Linked DNA regions of Homo sapiens: region 1 is linked to region 2. Evidence: read pairs that join two places in POLR2A ChIA-PET (ENCODE). Cell type or tissue: PC-9. All regions are shown on one strand. Each heading gives the region's core, and the rest is flanking DNA. Links, peaks and the distances in the headings are about the cores only.

Region 1 (5,000 bases), core at 1-5,000, 280 kb after region 2:
CCAGCCTGGCCAACATGGTGAAACCCTGTCTCTACTAAAAAATACAAAAATTAGCGGGCGTGGTGGCGTTTGCCTGTAATCCCAGCTGCTCAGGAGGCTGAGGCCGGAGAATTGCTTGAATCTGGGAGGCAGAGGTTGCAGTGAGCTGAGACCGTGCCATTGCACTCCAGCCTGGGTGACAGAGTGAGACTCCATCTCAAAAACAAAACAAAACAAAACAAAAGAATCATGGGAGGCCGAGGCGGGTGGATCACAAGGTCAGAAGATCGACACCATTCTGGCCAACATGGTGAAACCCCGCCTCTACTAAAAATACATGAATTAGCTGGGTGTGGTGGTGCGTGCTTGTAATCCCAGCTACTTGGGGGGCTGAGGCAGGAGAATCATTTGAACCTAGGAGGCGGAGGTTGCATTGAGTCGAGATCGCACCACTGCACTCTAGCCTGGTGACAGAGCAAGACTCTGTCTCAAAAAAATAACAAAAAAGGAATCGTATCGTATGTGGCATTTTAAGATTTGCCCTTTTCACCCAGCACAATGCCTTAAGATGTATCCAAGTTGTTGGATGTAGTTTATCACTTTTTATTTTTTTTTTTTGGCTAGTAGCATTCCATGGTATGGATATATTGCAGTTTGTTTATCCACATACTTGTTGAAGACCTGGCTTGTTTCCAGGTTTTGACAATTCCAAGCAAAGCTGCTATGAGCGATCGCATACAGGTTTTTATGTGAGCTTACGTTTTCGTATCTCTAGGATAACCTGGGGGTTCAATGGCTGCGTCACATGGTAGGCACGTGTTTAACTTTTTAAGAAACTGCCAAACTTTTTTTTTTTTTTTTTCAGAACAGCTGCACCATTTTACTTTCCCATTAGCACTCGGAGATTTCACTCATTTTCAAAATCTGATAATTTCATTAGCACACAGCTACTTTCTAATTAAAAGACAAAACTATTTTAAAGTTACTGAAAATTATTACAGGCCATGCGTGGTGACTCATGCCTGTAATCCCAAGCACTTTGGGAGGCCGAGGGAGGTGGGCTGTTTGAGCCCAGGAATTCGAGACTAGCCTGGGCAACGTGGTGAAACCCCATCTCTACCAAAAATACAAAAATTTGCTGGGCACGGCGGTGGGTGCCTGTAGTCCCAGCTACTCAGGAGGCTGAGGTAGGTGAATCGCTTGAACTCAAGAGACGGAGGTAGCAGTGAGATCGTGCCGCTGCACTCCAGCCTGGGCGATAAAGCGAGACCCTGTCTTGAAAAATAAAAAATTCATATGATATTCTTATGAGGCTGGGTGTAGGTAAAAATATAAGAAAACTGACAGAGAGCCGACCCTGCCCAATAACATATGAGCACCACAGAAAGCAGCCCAGATCTGTTCTTTCCTGCGGATATTCCTTCTCCAAATACAATAGGAGGAAAGTCTCATTTGATTTCCTAATTTTTTTTTTTTTTTTTTTTTTTTTTGAGCTAGAGCTTTGCTCTGTCGCCCAGGCTGGAGTGCAATGGTGCCATCTCGGCTCACTGCAACCTCCACCTCCTGGGTTCACGCAACTCTTGTGCCTCCGCCTCCCAAGTAACTGGGATTACAGATGCCTGCTACCACACCCAGCTAATTTTTGTTTTTTTAGTAGAGATGGTGTTTCACCGTGTTGCCCAGGCTGGTTTTGAACTCCTGACCGCAAGTGATTCATCCGCCTCAGCCTCCCAAAGTGCTGGGATTACAGGCATGAGCCATCATACCCAACCAATTTCCTGATATAATTCTTAAAATGTTCACATATAACCCTAACATCTTAAAATACGAAGAACAACAAATGAATGAGAACTTCCACAGTTAACACCATACACAAATCCCTATCCAAATGATTCTACCAGAGGGGGAAAAAAAAAAGTTCAACTAAGACTTGAGACTAGGCTGGGCGCAGTGGCTCACAAGGTCAAGAGATCGAGACCATCCTGGCTAATGTGGCGAAACCCCATCTCTACTAAAAACACAAAAATTAGCCAGGCATGGTGGCGGGTGCTTGTAGTCCTAGCTATTCAGGAGGCTGAGACAAGAGAATTCCTTGAACCCGGGACGCGGGGTTGCAGTGAGCTGAGATTGCGCCACTGCACTCCAGCCTGGCAACAGAGTAAGGCTCCGTCTCAAAAAAAAAAAAAAAAAAAGATTTGCAACTACAGTTTGTAGTCAATACTGAGTTTTTAAGCTTGAAAAGTTCAACATATATACTTCTTTATTACTGTACGTAGGTTCAGCTACAGAAATGTTCCCTCCCAGAAATTTTGGCTTTTTTTTTGAGACAGAGTCTCGCACTGTCGCCCAGGGAGTGCAGTGGCGCGATCTCGGCTCACTGCAAGCTCCGCCTCCTGGGTTCACGCCATTCTCCTGCCTCAGCCCCCTGAGTAGCTGGGACTACAGGCGCCCGCCACCATGCCCAGCTAATTTTTTGTATTTTTAGTAGAGACGGGGTTTCACCATGTTAGCCAGGATGGTCTCGATCTCCTGACCTCATGATCCGTCCGCCTCGGCCTCCCAAAGTGCTGGGATTACAGGTGTGAGCCACCGCGCCTGGCCAATTTTGGTCTTTCTAACAGTGGAAAATCCATTCCTATATTGGCTCTTCACCTAGTTATTTTAGCTGAAGTACATGTTATTTTTAAACCCAGGGACAAAAAAAGCAATGCTGCCTTTGTATTCCAGAATCTATAAAGTTTTATAGTAGTTGTGGACACACTTGTGAATAGAAAGGGTCCCACATTTTGGGGGAGAGCTGTAGTTGAGGCAAAGGTCGGTGCTACTGCAAGGCTTGTGAAGACCTGAATTGTTAAACAGCCTACAATGTTAAGAGTCATCAGGAGTAATGAACAAATCCATTTTAATTTAAGTTTGGCACTAAGAATTAAAGGGCTTAGGATACCAAGTGAATCTTAACAAAGTGAACAGAAAAATTATAAATGGGCCAAGCAGCACTGTTACTAAGAAAAAAAAATAGCAATAGCTTAGTCTATATCTCTATCGATTACTGCCTGGCAAGGATACTCTGCCAAACTGGTTTTAACCAGAATGAGTTTCATTTCCATCCAGGGAAGGGCATGCATAGTTATGGTTGCACAATACATTCTAGGCTAATGGTAATATCACTCTTCTACTTGTGCTGAGTCGCATAAAAAGAAGCTTGGTTCTACCGCAAAACCTTAGCGGTACTGGAAAATTAGTGATTAGCTATTCTAAATAAAATGTTGGAGAACAGTTCCGCTGGAACCAGCACACACTATTCACCAGATTTCTAGCTGCCCTGTTTACCTCGGCATTTCTACTGCCTCTGTAAAGTTACAGATCATAATTATGAATTAAGAATAATTATGAGAAATGAATGATGCAATCTTATGACGGTTTTAACTTCCTTAGCATATGGACTTTTTATAACTCATTTTCAAAGAATTACCAGTATGGAACTATACATAAATTAACTGTGTACATTTATAATAAAGTATACATTAATTCAATTATGACTAGCCAGATAAGCTGAGTGGACTTTAAACTTTTAAAAATTAGTTTCTCTTTTAGTTTCTTTTTTTTTTTTTCTGAGACGGAGTCTCGCTCTGTCACCCAGGCTGTAGTGCAGTGGCGCAATCTCGGCTCACTGCAAGCTCCGCCTCCCGGGTTCACACCGTTCTCCTGCCTCAGCCTCCCGAGTAGCTGAGACTACAGATGCCCGCCACTGCACCTGGCTAGTTTTTTGTATTTTTAGAGAGACGGGGTTTCACCAGTGTTAGCCAGGATGGTCTCGATCTCCTGATCTCGTGATCCACCTGCCTCCGCCTCCCAAAGTGCTGGGATTACAGGCGTGAGCCATCGCGCCCGGCCCTCTTTTAGTTTCTTTTAGTAGTTCTGTATAGGCCGGGTGTGTTGGCTCACGTCTGTAAGCCCAGCACTTTGGGAGGCAAGGCGGTCGGATCACCTGAGGTCAGGAGTTCGAGACCAACCTGGGCAACATAGTGAAACCCCCTCCCTACTAAAAATACAAAAATTAGCTGGGCATGGGGACGGGCGCCTGTAGTCCCAGCTACTCAGCAGGCTGAGGCAGGAGAATTGCTTGAATCCAGGAGGTGGAGGTTGCAGTGAGCTGAGATGGCGTCACTGCTCTGCAGCCTGGGTGACAGAACGAAACTCAGTCTCAAAAAAACAAAACAAAACAAAAATTCTCTATATGAACAAGGACAAATTATTTGATATTTTAGTGCTTTGTTTTTCTCAGCTAAAAGTGTAACATTTATGATAAATAAGCATTAAAAGTGGTTTAAGAATCTCTAAGTAAATATGCAGTTCTGTGGCTTGTAACGTATGTATCCTTGAAATTTTATATATTATTTTATTCTATACTATCTCATACAAATTAACCGAGTGACATCACAAATGTTCAAACCAATCAAGGTACATGCTAATGTCATGTAGCAAAAATAGCTGTAATGAGGGTTAACTGAGGATATGTCAAGATCGATTTTGGTTTTTTTTTTTTTTTTTTTTTTTGAGACACAGTCTCGCTCTGTCTCCCAGGCTGGAATGTAGTGGCCAGTGGCCTGATCTCGGCTCACTGCAACCTCTGCCTCCTGAGTTCAAGCGGTTTTCGTGCCTAAGGAGTAGGTGGGATTACAGGCACCCACCACCACGCCCAGCTAATTTTTGTATTCTTGGTAGAGATGGGGTTTCGCCATGTTGGCCAGGCTGGTCTCGAGCTCCTGACCTCAGGTGATCTGGCCGCCTTGGCCTCCCAAAGTGCTGGGACTACAGGTGCGAGCCAGCACGCCCGGTCAAGATCAATTTTATTTGTAGGAAATCTTGCTTCCTTCTTCCTTAAGTGTTGCTGGAAGCTGCTGTTCCTGGACTAACATCACCAATACTTGATCACCTGCTCTTCCTTTAGGGAAAGTATTAGTAAGCAAATCTGGCAAGGAGACAGCTGCCTGTGGGCTAACAGATGGTCACAAGAGTCA
Region 2 (8,344 bases), core at 2,595-7,594:
TTTTACAGCCTTTGACCTCTGTCCTCTGGCTGGAATACTCTCACCTTCCTTATGTTTTCCAACCTTGTCCAACCTCACCAAGATGTGATTCTCTGCTATTTATGCCTCTCTGAAATGTACATTTTACGTTAAATATATATGAATATATATATAAATATATATATGAATATATATAAATATATATATAAATATATATATGAATATATATATTCATATATATATAAATATATATATGAATATATATTTTGAAACAGAGTCTCTCTCCGTCACCCAGGCTGGGGTGTTTTGGCACAATCTCAGCTCACTGCAACCTCTGCCTCCTGGGTTCAAGTGATTCTCCTGCCTCAGCCTCCAGAGTAGCTGGGATTACAGGCACGCGCCACCATGCCTGGCTAATTTTTGTATTTTTAGCAGAGATGGGGTTTCACTAAGTTGGCCAGGCTGGTCTCAAACCCCTGACCTCAAGTGATCTGCACATGTCGGCCTCCCAAAGTGTTAGGATTATAGGCGTGAGCTACCACGCCCAGCTCATTTCACATGGTCTTGACCTCATGGCTGCATTGGAGTTTCTTTTTTTTTTTTTTTTCGAGACAGAGTCTCACTGTGTCACCCAGGCTGGAGTGCAGTGGCACGGTCTTGGCTCACTGCAACCTCCGCCTCCCGGGTTCACGCCATTCTCCTGCCTCAGCCTCCCGAATAGCTGGGACTACAGGCGCCCGCCACCACGCCCGGCTAATTTTTTGTATTTTTAGTAGAGATGGGGTTTCACCGTGTTAGCCAGGATGGTCTCGATCTCCTGACCCCGTGATCCGCCCACCTCAGCCTCCCAAAGTGCTGGGATTACAGGCGTGGGCCACCATGCCCGGCCTGCATTGGAGTTTCTGTGCTCAGGGCCTGTACTGCACAATCAGGCCTTTCTGGGGACATAGCAGCTGACACTGCCGGACCCCAGCTCTCTGGCCAGGTCTCTGGCTCCCATGGACAGCCTCTCCAGAGAGTCACCATTCACTACCCGTTCTCCCACCAGACAGAGATCAAATGTACACCATAAGAACTGTAGTTCACAATATCATATTGTATTTGGGATTTTTGCTAAAAGAATAGATTTTAGGTTGCTCTTGCCAAACACACAAATGGGTAACTATGTAAAATGATGAATACGTTCATTTACTTGGATATAGTAACCATTTGACTGATTATATGTATATCAAAACGTCATGTTGTACACCTTAAATATGTATAATAAAAAATAATAAAATAGCAAACAAAAAAAAAAAGCCTGAGGCCTCCCCCCTTTTTTCTTTTTATTTTCTTTTCTCTTTTTTTTTTTTTTTTTTTTTTTTGAGACAGTCTCACTCTGTCACCCAGGCTGGAGTGCGGTGGTATGATCAGGGTTCACTGCAGCCTCAACCTCCTGGGCTCAAGCAATCCTCCCATCTCAGCCTCCCGAGTAGCTGGGACTACAGGTGCACACCACCATGACTGGTTAATTTTTAAATTTTTTGTAGAGATAGGTCTTTCTATATTGTCCAGGTCAGTCTCAAACTTCTGGGCTCAAGTGATCCTCCTACCTCAGCCTCCCAAAGTGCTGGGATTATGGATGTGAGCCTCCACACCTGGTCCCATTCTTTTCTTTGAAATCCCCCCCACTTTTTTTTTTTTTTTTTGTAGCGTGAAAGAGTTTGCAATCATTTTTCTCTGTGAGAATTATTAGCTCACAAATTTTCCATTTCTTAGCCACCTCGGTAAGAAGAAAAATCACAAATGGTTGTTCTCCAAGGAATCGGGGGGTCGTCAAGCAAGACCCACATAAATGCCACCAGCAGAGGAGAACAGAGGCTGTTTCCAGGGCTGCCCAGAGATGTCCCACATATTTTTTGTCACCTGATACCTCCTAGGGGCAAAGAAGTCCCCATTTTCCAGCTAAGAGATAGCTGAGTTGTTTTATCTTCTGGTATTGGCCTCTGTGCCGAAGCCCCCTCTGATCTGTCCTTTCCCTGGGTCTCCATCCATCTGCCTGAGCTGGACGGAGCCTCAGCCCTTCCAGAAGAGAGGTTGTAACCGAATCACAGGTTCAGTCACTCGCCACTTGCAAAATTCCATTAACAAGCGCGAGGTCTGGTGGCTTTTTATTTTAAAGCTAGTTTGTGGGAAGAAGTGCAGGCTTCCTGGCTTAAGGGTACCACTTCGCTTTTGGAGCAGAAAGTGTGCACTTTTAAAGCGGGGGTCTGGCATGAATGGCATGCAGGGGAGAAAGTGAGCAGGTGGGGGTCTGCCCAAATTTGTTTGGTGCCTTATTTACTGGGCAGTCAAGCTAGCACCTTCATGAGCAGAACTAGGTTGTAAACTCTCCAGGTGGGAGAGAGTTTCAGTCTTCAGAGTGGCTGAAACTATCCAGTGGGGAGAGAGTTTCATAGTGGGCATACTTTGGGTTGTAAATAGACCGTTGTCTCTCAAGGCAATCTAATGGGAGTGAGTTCCACGCTGGAGTTTCTAAGCACATAGTTAGATAAGCTTGCCCTGCAGGGAGTGTCTGGTGAAGGGGAGGTAAAAGGTTATCATGTCATTCCTTTTTGTGTGTGGCAGGGGAGGGATAAGGTCTTGCTCTGTCTCCTAGGCTGGAGTGCAGTGGTGCGATCTTGGCTCACTGCAACCTTTGCCTCCTGGGTTCAAGCCATTCTGGTGCTTCAGCCTCCCCAGTAGCTGGGATTACAGGCATGTGCCACCACGCCTGGCTAACTTTTGTATTTTTAGTAGAGATGGGGTCTTGCCATGTTGGCAAGGCTGGCCTCAAACTCCTGGCCTCAAGTGATCCACCTGTCTCGGCCTCCCAAAGTGCTGAGATTACAGGTGTGAGCCATCGTGCCCGGTCAAGGTATGATTGCATTTCTAAAGGGCTAAGTAGGAAATGAGGAACAGGGGAAACAGAAAAGAGGAAAAAATAATAAATAATTACTCATTCTCTTTTTCTTAGAAAAATAGGGGTACTTGGTTACTAGGTGAGCAGATGGGGTTGGTCAATTTCCCCCAAGAGGAAATAGATGCAGAGAGAGAAACTAATAACCTCAAGGCCCAAATGAAGTCAGTAGCAGAAGGCTGGCTTCCTCAAAAGCCCATCCTTCCTGCTGATGATCAAATACTGCCCTAGTCTTCTTGGCATCACCCACAGGAAAACAGAGGCACTCTGATTCCTGCATGGGTAAAATGGGCACAGCTCCACCCTCAGAGGACTTATTCAGGGGAGCGATGTCATACCTCACAGGAGATGCCTGCGAGCCACCTGGGACACACAGCTGTCCAGGCATCCTGAACCAAGTCTGCAATTGTTTATGGCTTATTCATGGGGAATCAGAGAAGGGCAAACACGCTTGCCCTCTTAGCAGATGAGTTGTGGGTTGTGATTACAACCTGGGTGTACAAGGGGCAGTGAAAAGCCCAATTTCTTTCTTTTTTTTTTTTTTTTGAGAAGGAGTCTCATTCTGTCACCCAGGCTGGAGTGCAGTGGCGCGATCTCAGCTCACTGCAACCTCCACCTCTCGGGTTCAAGTGATTCTCCTGCCTCAGCCTCCCAAGTAGCTAGGATTACAGATGCCCGCCACCACAGCCGGCTAATTTTTGTATTTTTGGTAGAGACAAGGTTTCACCATGTTGGACAGGCTGGTCTTGAACTCCTGACCTCGGGTGATCCACCTGCCTTGGCCTCCCAAAGTGCTGGGATTACAGGCATGAGCCACCGCACCCAGCGAAAAGCCCCATTTCTGTTTGTTTGTTTTGTTTGTTTGTTTGTTTTTGAGACGGAGTCTCGCTCTGTTGTCCAGGCTGGAGTGCAGTGGCGCGATCTCAGCTCACTGCAAACTCCGCCTCCCGGGTTGAAGCGATTCTCCTGCCTCAGCCTCCCGAGTAGCTGGGATTACAGGCATGTACCACCATGCCCAGCTAATTGTTTGTATTTTTAGTAGAGGCAATGTTTCACTGTGTTAGCCAGGATGGTCTTGATCCCCTGACCTCGTGATCTGCCCACCTTGGCCTCCCAAAGTGCTGGGATTACAGGCGTGAGCCACCATGCCCAGCGAAAAGCCCCATTTCTAACAAAGTTTGGCAATTAAATAAGTAGCCACAACTCCTTCTGCTATTAAATAATAAAGCCATTGAGTGTTACACAGAAAGAACCACAAATTCCGGCCAAGCCTGTTGGTGGCTGTTGGAACCGCCCTAATAAACAATTTCAGGTACAAGCAGGTGTGGCAGAGGGAGGTGCAGGAAGTTCCCTGGGGCCTCCCAGCCTAGGCCCCCCAGCAGTGGGAGTGGGGGCCTGCTGGTGAGGCCTGGCTTCCTGCTGGGCTCTGAACCCAAAAAGAAGCCAAAGGCAGACCCAGAGAGCAACTGCAAACAGTGATGAGATGGTTGATTTGGGTGACCTTGGACCCGGGATTCTGGACTGCTGGGTTACAGGGGAGTCACTTCCTCACTTCTCACCTTATAGGGTCACATGGAGCGTTTGCTCCCCAGCGATTTGGGGAAGGTAGAAGCGACTCCTTAGAGTATCTTGAAGTAGGGGCTTACAATCAGACAGACAGAGAAAAAGCTCCCCCTATTCCTCTTTCCCGCTGCCCCTCACTGAGATACGTGGATGAGACAGGGTGGCATTGCATGGGGTGGTGGAGAGTCCCAGGCGGGTCTTGCTGGAGGAGCTCCCCAAGGACTCCCTTTGCTGGAAGGCTCCAGTCCCCGTTCTGGTCCAATGCCAAGGAAGGGACAGAGGATGACGCTGCATGAGCTGATTAATCCCTGGGAAGACAACGGGCCCTGCCCTACCTGCCCATGTGCCAGTCTGGCACCAACTCGCCCAGCCTGTTCCAGCTGGCCTGGTAGAAACTGACGCAGCAGGTGACTCCCTCGGTTTTATGGGCTTGGGGCAAAAGTCGTGTGGCCAGCAGAGTGGCTGAGGCAGGTAGAGTTTTCCACAGCGGCCTGGGCTCTCCTTGTCCTAGAAGTCTAACAAGTCATCTTCTTGTTTACCCTGGTGCCTCCCTGGAACATAACCTGACACATCACGGGCACTTCCTGTGTGTGTTGAAATAATTGTCAAAGAATTGGTAAGGAGCAGATGTGAGCAGAACATGTGCCCTGCGCAAGAGAAGCCCGTGGTCCCCAGAAACTTACAATTCTTTTCTTTTTTAAATTTTTTCTTTTTGTTTTTAAGATAGGGTCTTGCTGTGTCACCCAGGCTGGAGTGCAGTGGTGTGATCGTGGCTCACTGCAGCCTCTACCACTGGGGCTCAAGGGATCCTCCCACCTCAGCCTCCTGAGTAGCTGGGACCACAGGCATGTGCCACCATGCCCAGCTAATTTTTAATATTACTGTTTTAAAATACATGTAATTGTATTGAGTCTATCTTCTCTAAGGACAAAGGTTTACTCAGCAACTATTAACTTCAGGGTAGAGCTTGTTCTCCACCTCTGCTCTTCACCCTACTCCCCAGCCCCGATCTCACCAGAAAGCAAACCTTAACAGGGTCTCTCACCTGAGGGGTATCCAGGAGCAATTTGGTCCACACCTCATCTTCGCAAAAAGCTTTTAACGTATACTTTGTTGTTGTTGAGACAGGATCTTGCTCTGTTGCCTAGGCTGGAGTGCAGTGGTTCAATCATGGCTCACTACAGCCTTGATCTCTTAGGCTCAAGTGATCACAATCCTCCTGCCTCAGCCTCCTGAGTAGCTGGGACTACAGGTGTGCGCAGCCATGCCGGCTAATTTTTTTTTTTTTTTTTTTTTTCTGTAGAGATGGGGCCTTGCTATGTTGCCCAGGGCAGTCTTGAACTCTTGGTCTCAAGTGATCTTCCCACCTCAGCCTCCCAAAGTGCTGGGATTACAGGCATGAGGCACCGAGGCATGAGACGGGCCTCAATGTACACTTTTGACGTTATTCGGTTTTGACTCTGATACTTAGCAAGGATGCCGGAGCCAGGCTACCTGAGTGTGAACCCTGCTTCTGTCACTTACTAGCTATGTGACCTTGGCCAAGGTCCTTATCTTCTCTGTTTCTGTCTCCTCATCCACAAAATGGGAATAAGGATAGATTAAGCCAATCACCAAAAGCAACCTATTGTATGATTTCATTTATATAAAATGTCAAGAATCAGCTGAATGCAGTGGCTCCTGCCTGTAATCCCAGCATTGTGGGAGACCAAGGAGGGAGGATCACTTGAGGCCAGGAGTTCAAGACCAGCCTGGGCAACATAGCACGACCCTGTCTCTACCAAAAATAAAAACAAAAAAGCCCAGAACAGGCAAATCCATAGAAGCAGGAAGTAGATTAGTGGTTACCAGGGGGAATGGATGGGGAATGACAACTAACGGGTAGAGTTTCTTTTGTGGGTGATAAAAATATTCTAAAATTAGATAAAGCTTAAAGAGTTATTACTTATAAAGTGCTTACAGCAGTGTCTGACACATCAAAAGTGATCTGCAAGTCATTGTCGAATAAAACTTACCTCGAAAGGAAGGCATGAATACTAATGAGCTTGGAAAAAAAATGTTCATAATACAATTTTAAAATGGTATTTCATTCCCGAATCTCACTATCTGCTGTGTACTTTTTATCAATCCTGCTGTAATTATTTTGTGCATAGCATCATTATATAGCTGTATAAATTATGTACATTAAAAGTGTTAATTTGTTAGACTTAAATGTGTTAGCACGTTTTTACCATATTGGGTGGTTTCCGCACCCCCTCCAAAAATGGGTGGTGGCTCAAGGCTCTGTTGGCAGCTGGTGAGCTGTCCCTGAGTTACACAGGTTTAGAGGCAACAACAGGTAAGGACTTTGCACAAAGGCATTTGGAAAGACAGCCAATTGTCCATCATGATATCTCATCATTGCCCAGTTTGGTAATTGATGTATCATTTGCATTAATGATATACCACACATCATTATGCAGATAAAGTCGGCTATCATCCAGAATGAGGCACACAGCCTTTGATTGGCAGAGAACTAGGGAGAGTCAAATGACTTTTAACCTACTTGGTCTCCTTATTTGCCTAATGCTGAATTAAAGTCACGCAACCATGACAGGGATTCAAGTCAAGCAAAGGTGATCGTAAAGACCCGCAGGAGGGTGTCCTATGGCGAGGCCACTGATGTGCCGGCTAGGGGTTAACAAGTGGCTCTTGGCTGGGTGCGGTGGCTCATTCCTGTAATCCCAGCACTTTGGGAGGCTGAGGTGGGAGGATCACTTGAGCCCAGGAGTTGGAGACCAGCCTGGGCAACACAGCAAAAACCCATCTCTACAAAAAAATGTAAAAAAAACTCAGCCAGACGTGGTGGTGCATGGCTGTAATACCAGCTACCTGGGAGGCTGAGGTGGAAGGATTACTTGAGCCTGGGGAGGTCGAGGCTGCAGTGAGCTATGGTCATGCCATTGCGTACTCCAAGCTAGGCGACAGAGCAAGACCCTGTCTCAAAAAAAATAAATAAATAGGCGGGGTGCTGTGGCTTATGCCTGTAATCCCAGCACTTTGGGAGGCTGAAGCGGGAGGATCATGAGGTCAGGAGATCGAGACCATTCTGGCTAACAGTGAAACCTCGTCTCTACTAAAAATACAAAAAATTAGCCAGGTGTGGTGGCAGGCACCTGTAGTCCCAGCTACTCGGGAGGCTGAGGCAGGAGAATGGCGTGAACCCGGGAGGCGGAGCTTGCAGTGAGTCGAGATTGTGCCACTGCACTTCAGCCTGGGTGACAGAGGGAGATTCCATCTCAAAAATAAATAAATTAATTAATTAAATAAAATAAATAAATAAATAATAGAAAAAAGAAGACAGGAAAAGACACCAGGTATGCATGTGGCCGGAGGAAAGACCATGTCAGAGAGAACGCAGCCATCTACAAGCCAAGGAGAAAGGCCCCAGGAGAAACCAACCTGGTCAACACCTTGATCTTGGACTTCCAGCCTCCAGAGCTGTGAGACAAGAAGTTTCTGTTGTGTAAGCCGCCCAGTCTACGGCATTTTTTTTGTGGCAGCCCATGTAAACTAATACACTCAGAGAGCAGTTTGCCCTTAGAATAGGCAGGGAGGGTTGCCCAGGGTTCTTGTGCTGGAGGTGCCCATGTATCAGAAGCACAAACAGAAGTGTATCAAAGAACACATGGGCCCCCTGTCATTTGGGCAGTGTGCACCCTGTAACTAAACATCCATGTATCCACTCTCTTTTTTTTAAAAAAGGTTTTTTTTTTTTTTTTTTTTTTTTTTAGGCTGGGCACAGTGGCTCAAGCCTGTAATCCCAGCACTTTGAGAGGCCAAGGAGGGCAGATCACAAGGTCACGAGTTCGAGACCTGCCAGAC

Evidence for each region. ChIA-PET counts read pairs that join two places held together with the same protein. Peaks named below come from ENCODE experiments on the same cell type or tissue, not always from the same donor. Only the 100,000 strongest peaks of a DNase experiment are listed, where the experiment ranks them.
Region 1: POLR2A ChIA-PET joins it to region 2 with 6 read pairs; 2 of 35 experiments call an interaction of 5 or more read pairs at or near these places.

Annotation. Positions count from the first base shown.
Region 1 is chr7:98,368,221-98,373,220 of GRCh38, forward strand. All of the region lies in intron 1 of BAIAP2L1 (BAR/IMD domain containing adaptor protein 2 like 1), which reads right to left. Among named protein-coding and RNA genes, the nearest start is that of BAIAP2L1, 30 kb to the right of the region's middle. In PC-9, for the core only: no CTCF peak of the experiment used is centred there; a DNase peak (open chromatin) is centred at 3,121; H3K4me3 peaks cover 415 bases; H3K27ac peaks cover 2,508 bases.
Region 2 is chr7:98,081,568-98,089,911 of GRCh38, forward strand. No RefSeq gene overlaps it. Among named protein-coding and RNA genes, the nearest start is that of LMTK2, 21 kb to the right of the region's middle. In PC-9, for the core only: a CTCF peak has its summit at 4,062; DNase peaks (open chromatin) are centred at 4,204 and 4,904; H3K4me3 peaks cover 830 bases; H3K27ac peaks cover 3,290 bases.